Regions from separate parts of the Homo sapiens genome. Here region 2 is linked to region 1. A link is a contact called in ENCODE POLR2A ChIA-PET data. All regions are on one chromosome and are shown on one strand. Each heading gives the region's core, a stretch centred on a gene start or an enhancer-like site at or near the end of the contact. The rest is flanking DNA. Distances are from core to core; before and after follow the strand shown.

Region 1 (7,127 bases), core at 2,709-5,208:
GAACAGGGGAGCCCCGCACCACAAAACCAGTGAAGATGGAGGGGATTCTCCATCCGAATTGTCTTCATCTCCCCCAAACCCCACGTCCCTTCCAGGCTTCTTATCTGGTCTGTTTAATCCAGGGGTGAGCAAACCGTGGCCCACTGCCACCTGTCTTTATAAAGTTTTATTGGAACACAGCTACACTTAGTTGTTTACGTTTTGTCTGTGGCTGCTTTTTCACTGACAGTGATAGCAGAATTGAGTAGTTGCAGAAGGCCTGCCAAGCTTGAAGTATTTACTCTCTGGCCCTTTACAGAATAAGTTTACTGATCTTGAGCTAATCAGTAATCAAAACAGGTCTGTTTGGAAGGGCCCACCTTTCTTAAAACCCAGCTTTAGGAAGTGCAGTTAACCACTGTGGTGGTAGATGGAGAGTGCCAGGTGATTTTCAGTGTAAGCTTCACACATCTCTTCTTGTCATTAAACCAACCAGACATTTTCCCTATGGGTTTTGGATGCCCTCAAATGTTTATTTATAATTTCAGAAGGCTTTTAGTGTTTCAGTGACTGAAAAACCTATGTGGGGTTGTTCTTTTTATAATGTATCATTTAAAATAAATTTTTATTTTGGAATAGTTTAAGGTATGCAGAAAAGTTACAAAGATACTACAGAGCTTCCGTAGACCCTTCACTTCCCCTCTTCACTTCCCGCCCCCACCCCACCTCCGGCTCTTAGCATCTTACAGAACTGTGGTACCTTTGTTAAAAATAATGAAATTAGTGTTGATACAGTACTGTTAACTAAACCACAGACTTCATATGGACTTCACCAGTCTTTCCAATAATGTTCTTTCTCTGTTTCAAGCTCAAATCCAGGATGCCATGTTTCTATAAGCAACTTTAGATTTTTTAAATGATGACATCTACTTAATATAGTCATACTTTTTTCCCTTTGCATAGCTGATTTGCTGTCTTTTGGTAAATTAAATGGTTAGTGATGATATAACCCTAGAAATCAGAGGTAAGATCTGACCTAGAAATATGTAATAGTAGTGAGGGCTTCATTTATTGACTGCTTGCTATGCTTCAGGGCTTTACGCCTATCATCTCATTTAAACCCACAGTGACCCAGCCGATGAGTCATGACTCTCTTCACGTTAGCTGAGGGAGTTTAGGTTGCTCAGCCAAGTTTCAGTTGTGGATGACACTAAGTGCAGGCTAATGATGGCAACTGTGGGCCAACCTCTGGGGGGCACTCGTAAGTCATTCGCTTCCTTCTCAGCATAGCCTCTAGCTATTGACAAAAAGAGGAACAAGCCTAGGGGAGGAAGAAACTGCAAGCTGGCACTCAGCCAACAATGATAGTGCCAGCTCTGGCACCCAGGTCTCTCTGCAGAGTGGCAGAGTCTTAGGCATTTGTAATTTGCATGCGTACAATCCTTCAATGGCCCCTCTTTGCCTTTAGGTTATGATTGTGCCTCCTGAATATCCCGGTACTTGCATCTCTCACCATTCTTTCCATATTCCATTCTAGTCACTGAAAAGGACTTGAGGGTCTGAGATCTGTGCTGTCTTGTCAAAACAGGGTTTACTAGAAACATGACCTTGAGTAAGTTGCTTTCACCTTTCTGAGATGGTCTTCTCATATGTCATGTGGAATAATAGGGTGGTTGGGAATAAGTGTACTAGTGCCTGCCTGTTGCATCTAGCACAGGGCTAGATTGCACAGTTGTGCCTCACATGAGCCTGGGTGTGGGGAGGTGATGACGATGTTGACTATGGTAGCATCAGCTTCAGCATTAGCTCCGCACAGATGCTGCCTCCTCCAGGAAGCCCTCCTGGCTATCCCCATGGTTATTAGGTGCTTCCTCCACTCTTCCTCTGAGGGACCTTGGGCAGATCGCTACATGGCTCTCAGTGCCTGTATTATGGTTATTAATTGGGCATTCTCCACTCACTTGGCTGCAGAGCAGGTGGTGTCACGGTTTCCTGGGTGTCCCCAGGGACTAGCACAAGGCCTGACAGGAAGTCCTCAGACTGTAAATGATGAGCCAGTGGGTCTACTCCGAACCTTCCTGATGGGCAGCAAAGTCCTTCTCCCCCAACGCCGTGGGTTATGGCGACTTGCATGTCACAGGCCTTTGTTTCTCTGCACTGCTGTTGTCCCTCGGTGTGCTCGTGGGGAGCCAAACAATGTGCTTGCGTGTGGAGTTCTCCCTCTCCTGGCACTTAAGGAATAACTGGCATTTATTTGAACAGAGATTTTCCCATAATATACAGATCTACAATATTTCCTTCTGTCTTTATTAACATTTTCAAACACTCTTGCCCAGGACAGCTGTTCTAGACTTATGCTGTATGTTTCCCAGACTGGCATGAAAGATCATTTCACTAATGTGTTAGCTTCTGCTCAGAGACCTGGCAAATGAGAGTTTAGAATCTTTCATTGCAGTGCAAACTTCTGATTTGATCTCGTATTGTATAACCGTAGTGAAATATCTTGGTATTTGGGGGATTTAGTCACTTCAAATAAGCATTCATTTCTTTTCTTAATGCGTATTCTCCTCGCTCTACCCTTTTGAATTTAGATTGCATTCAGTGCTTATACAGGCTGGAATCAGGGGCTTGTATCTCTAGTGCTGCCCAAAGCCTGACCTGTGTATATTATGCAAGAAATGTTTGTTAGATGCAGGAGTTCTCTGGTGATTGGTGCAACTGGTGTCGAGTTTTAACAGTTAAGGCCCCTACTCCCTTCCCCCTTTCTGAAATGTTTGTGATCTGTCGCTGCCAGAATGTTTTTAATATGCGTGGAGCGTAGAGTCTGGTACTGGAGGCGACTGGATCACAGTTTGAATCAGAAGCAGCATGGACTGCTGATCTGTTCCATTTTCTAAAAATACACTTTGTAAAGTAACCACATATACAGCACTGTCATAATTTCATGTTTTGGGGTTTGGCCCCACTGCTGCACGTGAAAGCTACAAGGTCTTTCCCCGAAATTCAGGCCCATGTTTCCAAGCAAGAGTGTTGACTCTTTTTAAAGAAGAGAGTTTCCTCATCCTTTACACAAATGCATATTCTTTCCCTGCTTACTGTCTTCCCAGCTCTTCCACCCACCCCACCTAAACACAGGAAATGCCTCCGTGGCGTCAGGAACAGTCAGGTAGACTTTCAGTCTGTGCATTTTCAGGAACGTGTTTCCAAGTTAGCAATTTGAAATCTTCATGTGCTTTTAGTGAAACACTCTTGTTTCTATTTGTCCCCTTTCTTTGAGAAAGAAGGACGGTGATGTTGGCCTTCCGTGCTGAAGATAGAGAAGAATCCTGTTTTAGGAGATGCCTTTTGCAGTGTAGTGTGTTAAGTTGGGAAGATAGCGAACAGATATTAGCAGTTCTGTATATTTCTTCTGTCTTGGTAAACGTGGTTTCTGAGCTTTTTAGGAACAGTTGACTTCTTCCTCCATTTTCGCAAACTGCAACTTGGCTTTCAGGAAACTTGTGGCACTTAGGTACTTTTTTGTACTTGGTCAGTAGCTTGGCATTAAACAGAATTGGTGGTTTGTGCTCATGCCAGTCTTACTAATCAAAAATCCGTAGTTAAAGGGACAACAAGAAAAAAAGGCAATAAATAGATTTTTTAAATGTTTAAATTTGGGAAATGGTAGGAAAGGACTCTCAAAAATTTCATTATGTTCTAGCACATAATGAGCTTTTAATTATTATTTCACTAATCACCTTTGATCTTTTTCCCAAAGATGTTCTTTGGGAAAAAGCTGGGGCTCTCCCCTGAACCACAGAGTACAAAAAAAATGATCTGGTGAGTGTTTTAGTTCTCCCAAGGATGATACTGTCAAGAACTGTGAAGGGTCTGAAACCGTACCCTGCTTGCGAGCTACCAAATTAGCCTACCATCGTTTCCGGGATGCTGGCAGAAGGCGTGGGACTCGCGGTCAGAGCCAACAGCCTCTATTAATCACAGCAATGACAGTATCAGTGTTTTCTTGTGCCAGTTCCCTGAGTTCCAGTTCCTACAAGGCAATGCAGCTTGGGCCAGGTCACACCTACATGCCTCAAGAGAGAAACCTGGAGCTTAGAAAACCCAGATCTTTTATGATGGGTAAAGCCCACTCTTTGAGAGAGAGAGAGAGAGAGAGGGGAGAGAGAGGAGAGAGAGAGGGGAGAGAGACGAGAGAGAGACGAGAGACAGATATGCCTTAGGGCTCAGTTCTCTCTTGGAACCCAGGTTGAGGAAAAGCTGTTAGTCCTTTGCTTATGGGCTGCCATTCCAAAATGCCTCGTGTTCCTTCAAAATGTTTTAAATAAAAGAAGGGAAAGAGAATATCAGAAATTCTCTTCTAAAACTAATACTTTCCTCTACCGTTTTTTGAGAAAATGTAGGTATTACATTTTAGATGATATTTAAAAAATGTTTCGATTCTTCTTATTAAAAAGTAACCCAAAGTTTGGAAGGTAAGAGATGGTTACATAACGAAGCTCATGTTTAGTTTTTTTTTTTTTTTTTTTTTGGCCTTCCAAAAAATATGGACAGGTTGCTTTTGGGAGACACTGTGAAACATGGCATCATCTGACGTGTACTGGCTTTAGATGTGAACCCATTACACGACTTAAGTATATTTACTCACTTGCCTCACCTGATCCTTCCCAGCCGACAAGCCTCTGAAAAATTTCCTCTATCCAAGCAGCTACTGTGCTGGTTCCCAAACCTTGTTTGGCTGCACAGGTCTCTTCTTTCACAGGCTTCCAGTTGTCCACACATCTCATTGCCTCATCTCCATAGACACTGTCTCCAGCCTTGCACGTTGCCCCGTCTTGTGAATATTCCAGCTTACAGTGTGTCTGCCCTTGTGGGGTTCTGAAATCAAAGGAGTTACCTAGTAGAGGCTTCTGAGACACACCCAGGAAATCACATGCAGAAACTTAAGTCTACATGGGAAGTGTGGGAGGTAATCTTGGTGAACCGGTTAGTGCTAGATCACATAGCGCATGTGTTAAATAGCAACAGAAAGATCACAAAAAAACAAAAAAGGTGAATGTGGAGAACTTGACCCTGGACAAGGACTGCTGATTCTGTGTTCCTGTTTTGGGATGAGATGGAGAAAGCCAGGGTGCGGGACAGGCAGGCTTTTCTGTTGCGTATCTGTCATTACAGTGGTTCTTTCACTTTCTAAAAACTGAGGGGTATTTTCCCTAAACAAACACACCCACCCACCCGCGGGTGTTTTCATGGAGGTTTCCTTTTTTTTTTTTAAAGAAAGATGTGAGGATCAAGCAGACAATACCTATAAAATTTATGCTCTTTATTTTTCAAGGGCCACATAAGTGTAGTCACATAGTTACTTTATCTTCTTCCTGTAACTGTCCTCCCTCTAGGCAGAGGGATGGCAGTCATTGACGATTTATGACTCTGAAGAGCTGATGGGGGGTGTGGCAAAACATCTCATCTTCCTCCATTCACACCCTCCAAGCACCTTGAATAATTGCTGGGAGATAACTTGGCAATTGTTTGGCTAACTGTGGCCTTAATTTCCTGCCAGGGCTTCACTCACGCCTACCTGTCCTTTCCGTTCCTGATTAGTAAGACAACATTCAGCGTTCCTTTTCTGCTAAAAAAAAATGGAGTGACTTTTGTGACTGTTGATACAGATCACTTTAAGATTTATAACAAATCTTGCCTTGGGATAAAATAGATTTTATGACTCCCAGATGAATGGCTGGATAAGGGAATTGTAAATAAGCTCTTAGAAGAATAATGTTTTTTTTTTTTAAATGACCCCCTTTTTTTCCTGACCAAAGCATAGGAAAGCTTCTGTGTATTAAATACCTACCAAGTCAATTATGCACCAGATTTGTAAAATCCACTTTTGGTTTTAGAGCTTTCTAATTTGGTTGCTCCGATGTTGGCTGATGGCTCCATGTCCCCGCCAATCTGCCTGGCTTCGTGAGATCTGGAAAAAGAGTTAAAGATCTTCCTGTGGAGGCAAGAGAAATACTTGAAGGCATCAGAGAACAACCAGTATCAATGTGCCCTTTCATTTATTGGTGTCGCAGGCCTTCAGGGAAGGTGTATGGGTTAGAGAGGCCACAGGGGGAGTATTGGGGGAGGTGGAACTGGAGCTGAGCCAAGGAAGGGCAAGATTAGAGCAGGGCGGGGAGCTTGAGAGGAAAGGCAAAGCTTGAGGCGGAGGTGGGAACGCCAGGAAGCAGAGCTGTGGCAGACAGGGTAGGCTGCTGGGGCGGGACGGCCCCTGGTAGGTGAGCAGGTGCAGGAGCATTGTGTATAGGGAGACAAGTGGGTAAACTTGGCCCTAGGTTGCTGAGTGTCACCGTGTTGGAGGATTGCACCTAGGGGCTGGCCAGGAGACCATGCTGGTACTGAAGAACACGGTGCTAGTTCTCCGGCAGGGGAAACAATCTGAGAGCATGCTGAGGAGTGCAGAAGCCTCGGGAAACTGCTCGTGGAAACTGGTGTACTGGTTTAGCAGAAGACGGGGTATCTTAGGTGAAGAGCACCTGGGTGCTGCAGACAGGGAACACGTGTGTGTTCAAAATGTCACTGAATGAAACGAGACACTTCTCAAGGGAATGTCATAAACCATAGTCGCCTCCAGTTCTGAGGTCACTGAAGAGTAATTCAGATTAACACGCATCAATTATTTGAACTCTCCCTCTGTGCTTAGAGGCCATTCCAGGTGTCTGTTCACTGACCTGTTTACATTAACTTTAAAAAAAAAGGGAAATATTAAGAAATGCTCTGGTCACCAGAAGTTTTTGCTGTTCATTGGTTTCGAAGTCTTTGGCCCTCTCTAGAGGAAGCCTGAATCCAGTGGCATTTTCTTCTGAATTGCCACACGTGTAGGAGCAGGTGAAAGATCTTTAAATGTTTAGCTGATCTTTTGCAGCTGCCGGTCATGTGCTTGATGCTAGATTCCTGTGGTTTTCCTTATAATTAGAAAAAGTGAATACCTTGAATGTCCCACTACTCCTTTGATCAATTAGATTCTGGTTTTCTAATTAGTGAACTCATAGGGTGCTAGCAGGTTGGACAGATTGGAGAACCTGGAGAAGGACAGTAAGACAGCTTGAGTTTGGGGCTGTGGCTGGTTTCTGGGTTGTTGGTATCCGTAG
Region 2 (7,127 bases), core at 1,255-3,754, 4.5 Mb after region 1:
CTAATAAACTTGCAGAACTCATTACTTTAAAAAAAAGGACCAAACATTGTTAAGTTTGAGAAAGTTTTAAATTAATCTAATCAAGATCCTGAATGGAGAACTTCGAAAAGAGAGATAACCCCAGGCTTACATTCATTCCCACAAAGTATCTCTCAGCAGTGGCTTCAGACAGAACGAGCCCACAGTTGTCTAGACGGACCACAATTCTCAGTATACTACTGTCTATGTCTTCTTACATAAAATTCTGCTCTATGTTTAACCCTTAAGGTCTGTATATGAAATATTAATTACTTTCATAAACCTTTAATTTGGTACTCTGACAAGATACCTAAAATACAAGTCAAAGGTTTTATAAACTTCAGCTTTAAAATAATGGAAGGAAAAAATCATTCCTGACTTAAATATCAAAGATGTATCCTAAATTGATACAGAAATAAAGATAATTCAAAAAAGCAAAGCCTCAAACCAAATAAAAAAGTGCTGTAATTTGTTACTCTAAAAAAAAAAAGGGGGGGGTGAAAGGGAAAAAATCACAACTTTTATAAAATGATTAATGTGATAAATGCTCTTCCCCAAGTAAGTTGTGATTCCTAACAACTCAAGTTCCTGAGTAACTGACATCTGTTACAGTGTCCTCCTGACACACATGAAATTGGACCCAGTAACTGAGAAGGTTAACTCCTGTACCAATAGGTACTGAAATGAACCTCTCTCAAAACAGGTTTGTTGTTGTTTTTTAAAAAAGGAATTTTACTTTCAGGGGTCCACAGGTTAAGTAGTTCTCATTCGGGAACCTATATGAGAGTACCCCCGAAACAAAAAGTACACCGCACACACCCACAGTACCAGGAAAAGGTTACAGATACAGATGGCCTCTGTGCGCACATATGCTCTGGCTTCCTCAATTTCCCTTTGCCAACTGCTGGCCAGAAAGGTGCGAGTATTCACTTTGGAGAAAAGACTCCTCCGACAGAAACCTGCATACTTGCATTACTCGTACAAAGAGCTAAAAAGTTACAAAATACAGGCCTCCCTAACACCTTCCCCCCTCCGTGAATAAAGCTAGACTCCCTCATTGATAGACTCCCAACACTACTGGAGAACATCAGCAAAACTCCAGGAGGAAGCGCCGGCATCCTCCCACTTTCTCCCCCTCAATTCCCTCTCCCGGGGCCACTCACACTTTTAGAAAAGAGCCGCGGCGCCGAGAAAGTGGGTTGGTTCCCTTCCTCCTTCGGACTGAAGCGGCAGCTGCGGAAGGCTCCGGCGCGGTACTGAGGAAGAAGCGGTGCTCGTGTCGCTAAACCAGGCGGCAACCCGGGTCTCTTCCGCGCTGCCAGGGGAGGGGAGGCGGCGGCCCCGCTTACCTCCTCTTTTCCTCTTCCTGGGTCTTTTCAGGCTGCGGCTTCTGCCCGTCCAGGGCCACTTCTCCCGGGACAGTCAGGTTTGGGAGACTCCGGATTTTGTTTTTGTAAAGTTTCCTCTGGGTGGAGGCTGCGGCCGGCCCCCCGGGTCCCCCCCGGCCCCGCCGCCCTCGGGACTGGGGCGGGGGAGGGGGGCTCTAGGAACTCCTCCCGGAGTCCAGCCAAGGAGCCGGGGGGCCGGCGACTGGCCAAGGGAGAAGACCCCCGGAGGGGGCTGAGGGGAGGGGGAAGGTGAGGAAAGGACGGCGGCGTCGGTCCTGTTCTCTCCGCCGCCCCAGCCGCCGCTTCACATCGGGGTCCCCGCCCCCCCGGCCGGGGGGTGGTTGCCGAGCTTGGTTGGGGCCCCGGTTCATACACTCCGGGGCAAGATGCTACGGCCCCGGGCGGGTGGCCGAGTCGGCGGCAAGGCGAGGGACCCGGCCGGCTCCGCTCGGCGCCGCCCCCGCTCCCGGCTCCCGCATGTGTCGCTGCGGCTGGGACCCCCCTCCCTACACCTTGGGGGTCTCGCCCCACGCCCCACGGGACGAGGCAGAAGCTCTGGCGCCTCCTCAGCGTTCTCTCACCGCGGAGCAGCTACCCACTCCCGGCCCGTGGTAGCCGCCTCCCTGCCCCCCAAGCCGCCGGCTCCGGCTCAGGCTCGGGCTCCGGCTCTGGCTCCGGCTCCGGCGTGTGCAGCCGCCGCTGCCGGCCGGGAAGGTGAGGGGGGGAAAGGAGTGCGGCCGCGGCTCCCGCTGGCCCAGGTGAGAGCGAAGGTCTCGGCGGCGGCCAGTGCAGGGGGACTGGATCTCTCGGATGCTCCTTCGCTCTCAGTCTCAGCGGCGGCGGCGGCGGCAGCGGCAGCGGCAGCGCCCGGAGCTCAGCTCGCTGTCTCCCTCGCTCTGTGCGGGGCTCTCGCCTCACTCCAGAGAGAGGGGCGGGAGGAGAGCGGCGCCTGCCGATGACGCAAGTCACCTAGCAACCGCTCTCTTCCCCCTCCCTCTTCTTTCCGCTCTGAGGCTTCCTCCGCTGGCCTTTTTCCCCCTTCCAGCCACCCCGCCCTGGGCGCCTCTGGCGCGCTCTGATGACGCTCCAAGGGAAGAGGAAGTGGGGATCGGCGAGCGGGTGGGTGCGCCTCGGGCCGCGGGACTCGCAGCCGCCACCGCCGCTGCCGCCTCTACGGCCGCGTCAGAACTGAAGAGAGGAAGGGGAGGAGCCGAGTCGAGCCTAAGCTGCCGCCCGATCTTACCCCTGACCCGAGGGCGGCCTGGAGAGCTTGGTCTGTAGCGGTTTCCTTCGGGGCAGGTGGGGACTGCTCCTTTGGGAGGAAGGAGGAGGCCCAGGCCGCGTCTTCAGGCAGCTGCGCGCACCACCCGAAGGTGAGGCATTTGGCCCCAAACAGACCCTCGAAAAGCCGGACTGATCGAGGAGTTACCCTACAGCCTGATCTGCACCTGCTCCAGGGAGAGAGCGCCCCACCCTTCCCGTGGCGTGGGGTGAGACCCAGCGTTGGATAACGTGTGGTCGGGCCGAGCAAATGTTTGATGAATGAATGAATGAATGAATGCCTCTCTCACGTGGCACTCGTGAAGCTCAGAGGATATGGTGGAAGTGCAAGCGCTTTGTAAACTGCAGTGCATTGTAAAAATGAGTTGTAATACATTCCTCCCCTCCCCCTAGCCATGAAAGGAAACAGGGGTGCGGCTTGAGTACAGAGTCACAACCTGAGTCTTTAGTGGAAAAGGAGACGAAATGCCGAGCAAGGGAAGGGACCCATCCTCGCGCAGATTGTTAGGGCGGCGGGAAGGGAGGATTGGAAGGGAGCCATCCTCTGGGAGATTGCTGAAGGATTTTTGACTGTCAGGGGAAGAATTTAATAGTCCCTCACTTTTACGAATGGTTCTTTCTTACGGTTTGGAGCTTTCGAGAGCTTCTGGTCTTGGTTCATCAGTGTACGTTGTCATCAAGAAATGTTGGCCTGTTTCAGGTCTGACTCAAAGGTTATTTTCTTTCTAAAATAAGTGTTATTACTATTATGCAGCTTTTCCTACAGATGTTATCCTGGAAAGGAAAGTTAAGTAGAAACTCATGAAGTTTAAAGTGTAGTTCTCTAGGAAAACAAATTTAAGATAAAAGGACCAGAATCCTCAGAAATCTGTCTTCAGTGAATAGTATGAGAAAAAGATTAAAGCAGCAGCAATGATGAAAGCAGATTCCACAATTCTGTCCCTGGACCCTAGTACACTCTACCTCCTTGGGAAGCAGTAGTAATGGATTTTACAAGTCTTTCCACCTGGAGGAGGGGGTAAGGTAGGAGCAAGTGTATTATAGACAAATGTGGGAAGCTCTGGGTTTCTCCCACTACTGCCACTACCATCTGCAAACAGTAAACTAAGGAAACTTTTAACTGGGTAAATCCAAGGGCTCGTGTTCATTAAAATGCTGCGGGAAAGGTGGTGAGAGGGGCAAAGGAGGATGTGGCAAAACCAAGGAGAGACTCACAGACTAGCACCTGACCCTACTGCCCTTGACCTGAAGTTCCAAGAGCCAGGTTAAATATCCTGCTTAAATTACCCTGGATTTTTCTGTCTTTACGTGACCAATCCCCTGCTACAGCCTTCCAAATAAGACTCACAGGTAATCAGACCAACAAGTGATGGTCTCACATGGCTACAAAATAAATATTTTTTGTTTTTCCCCCTCTTCCTATCTTACAACAGGGGAATGGTGGAAATTAAAGGAGTAAAACACACAGATTTAGGGGATTTTGTGAAGCTAAACACCTCAGAGAGTTTAACCTTTGTAGGCTTTGAAGGAAAAGAGTGCAAACATCAGAGTTCTGCAGCCCAGCAGAGAACACCTCCAGTTAAGTGTGTACCACATAGGGTTTTTCAGCAGCGTGATCTTCTGTTTTCATTGTCAGTGGCTCCACCTTACAACCTCAGTGCTGAGGAACAGAAGGGCACTCAGGAGAGCCTGAGCCACTTACTTAGAAAGTATTTAATAACAGCACACTAAGCTTACTGGGCTAGATACCCACCTCAGCACCCAGCTTGATAACAGGAGGAAACAGCTGGAACTGGAGACTGGAGAGAAGGAAGTTCATACATTTCCAACTTGGTCTGCATCTCTTTAGTTCCTTGTATTGCTTATTAATCCAGAGGAGAAAACAGCTAGTTAATTAAAAATTCCAAAAAATCTGAAGTTTTAGCTAATAGTTACTTCCCTGGTTCATCAATTTAAGATAAGGATCTAAATACTGTGTTAAAATATAGAAAAACGGAGACTCTTATAAGGTTTTTGACCTCTACACTTGAAAGTGAGCTCTTACAAGAAACTAATCAGTGTTTCGTTATTCCATATCAGTGGCTTTTACTGTCAAAGATTGTGTAAGCTAAATTATCTGGCAAAATTTTGCTTTCCAGAAATACTATCTATATTAATTTTAACATTTTTATTGTGAAATATAGTTTAAATACATAAAGCAATTATATAGTATAAGTGATTATAAAGGAAACCACCATGTAACCAATCAACCAGGTCAAGAAATGGAATATTTCCAGCAACTCAGAAGTTCCCCTCCCTGCCATGACCTTCCCGAACACAACTCTTTCCCTCCCTCCTAAGTGTAGTCATTATTCTAACATTTGTGATAATCATTTCCCTGCTTTTCTTTGTCGCTTTGTCGCAAGCATGCATCCCTAAACAATATATTGTTTAGTCTCACTCTTTCTTTTGAACTTTATGTAACTGGAACAATATAATATGTAATCTGTTGTTCTTGCTGCTTTTGCTCAACATTGTTTTTAATTCATATGTTGTTCAGGTTGTTCCTATAGCTGTAATTTGTGCATTTTCATTGCTGCATATTACAGTGTCCCATTATAACAATATGTGACAATATGTTTAGCCATTCTATTGCTGATGGACATCTGGGTTGTTTCCAGTTTAGGATTGTTATAAATGCTAATGTGAACATTCTTCATATATGTATTCCATCACATCTACGTCAGTTTCTGTATAACATATACCTGGGAGTGTAATATGTATCATAAACTTGAATAAATAATGCCAAGTTCTTTTCTAGAGGGTTACACAGTCACACTAGGTATATATGAGTCCCATTGCTCCACACCTTCACAACACTTGACATTATTGGTCTTTTTGGTTTTGCCAGTCTGGTGGGTGTATGGTAATATATCATTGTGGTTTTAACTGTCATTTCTCTGATTACTGATGCTGTTGAGGACCTTCTTGTATACAACTAGCTATTTGGATTTACATTTTTGTGGCGCGTTAGTATCTTTTCAATGTCTAAGTCTCTGAGATGCCCAACTTTTCAATATCCTTTCATAGTCCACATTTGAACAGGTAAAGTAATGTTATGGGATGTTTAGGGTGTCGCTTTTCTGGCCAGAAACCTCTGTAGCCTGTGGCGCCTTTGCACAAGTCTTGCTCAGGCCCACTGGGCTCATTCCACCTACTTGGCCTGGCAGGCTGTGCTCAGCTTATGCTACCGGCCTGGATCCCACACCTGCCAAGGGCAAGTACGGCGTGGAGTGGCAAGGCATGTGTGAGCGAGCGTGAGGTCTGGCTACTGCGCAGTCAGACACACCAGCTGCTGCAGTGGGGCGGGCAGCTCCAGATGCACCAGCTCTCTGCAAGGCTGTGGCTGGACCAGGCATACTGCAAGCAGCTTCCACAGCTGGCACCAGGGAACACATTGGCACCCGGAAGCTTGGAGACGCCAGGAACTGCAGGGACCCAAAGAGGGAGTCACAGTGTTGGCTTGGGGAGCTCCCAGGTCTGGGCTCCCCAAAAGGCCACAGCCCTTCCCTCCTCTTCACCCGCAACGTGGCAAGCAATGGGGATGTCTCAGCCCCATTTGTGTTATATCTCGTTTAGCCTCGCCATCTGGCAGGTCCCAAGTTCTTGTCCCGTGACCAGGAAGAATGAGGTACACAGACAAGTGGAGGGTGAGCAAGATGTTATTGAGTAATGGAACAGCTGAGAGGAGACCCACAGTGGATAGCTCCTTTCTGCAGCCAGGGTGTCCCAGTGAGTGTTCAGCTGCTAGCAGGGAGGGCAGCTCCTTTCTGCTAGGCAGGTTGTCCTGATGAGTTTTCAGCTCTCAGCAGAGAGGAGAGCTCCTCTATGCAGGAAGGTTGTCCCAACAAGTGTTCAGTTCTCAGCAGGGAGGATAGCTACTCTCTGCACCTGGTCATCCTAACAAGTATTCAGCTAGCGGCAAAGAAGGTAGCTCCTCTCTGCAGCTGGTCATCCATCGCCTGCTCAGTTCTGACTGAGCCCCGGGCCTCAGGGGAGGAAGTGCATGCTGATTGGTCCTTGGGCAGGCCTAGGAAAAAGCACCATAAGTTCCCCCTCTAGTGTGCAGGATGGGCAGTCCAATCCCCAGGCTTCAGGCCTTCCCCAGCCTAAAGGTGGGACTTCACTGGGAACCCGCTCCTTTCCACACTGGAGCCTGTCTGCCTCCTACCACTTTTCATGGCACCCAGGCTATTTCTGCAGAGGGGCGCCTGTGGGGCCAGCACAGGGCTACCCTCAGCCCTGCCAACCCTTGCCTCCCTCCCATGCTTGTCAGCGCCCAACATCTAGAGGGGGCGGAAGCAGCAGTGGGCTAGCATGTCAGTACTGCCGCAAGCCTGCACATACCCAGCCGGGCTGTGACAGTGCCCAGGCTTGACCCCAACCCCATTCTGAGATCAG

The links. ChIA-PET counts read pairs that join two places held with the same protein, here RNA polymerase II (POLR2A).
Region 2: POLR2A ChIA-PET joins it to region 1 with 10 read pairs in T-cell. The contact joins the promoter of MIR4453HG here to the enhancer-like site in region 1. POLR2A ChIA-PET finds 5 or more read pairs at or near these places in 2 of 52 experiments (OCI-LY7 and T-cell).

The regions. Positions count from the first base shown.
Region 1 is chr4:148,055,860-148,062,986 of GRCh38, forward strand. All of the region lies in intron 20 of ARHGAP10 (Rho GTPase activating protein 10), which reads left to right. Among named protein-coding and RNA genes, the nearest start is that of MIR4799, 280 kb to the left of the region's middle. RefSeq lists an enhancer at 1-263. Within about 2 kb of position 3,959, at least 13 of the 41 ENCODE cell types and tissues checked have a DNase peak (open chromatin) inside an H3K27ac peak, as active enhancers do.
Region 2 is chr4:152,533,760-152,540,886 of GRCh38, forward strand. It overlaps MIR4453HG (MIR4453 host gene), which reads left to right and starts at 2,505. Exons shown (of 1, transcript NR_033797.2): 1 at 2,505-5,504. FBXW7 (F-box and WD repeat domain containing 7) reads right to left here and starts at 2,333. Exons shown (of 14, transcript NM_001349798.2): 1 at 1,368-2,333; 2 at 1,182-1,274. MIR4453 (microRNA 4453) reads left to right here and starts at 2,669; the gene lies at 2,669-2,757. RefSeq lists enhancers at 679-778, 2,028-2,563, 2,269-2,628 and a silencer at 1,369-2,158.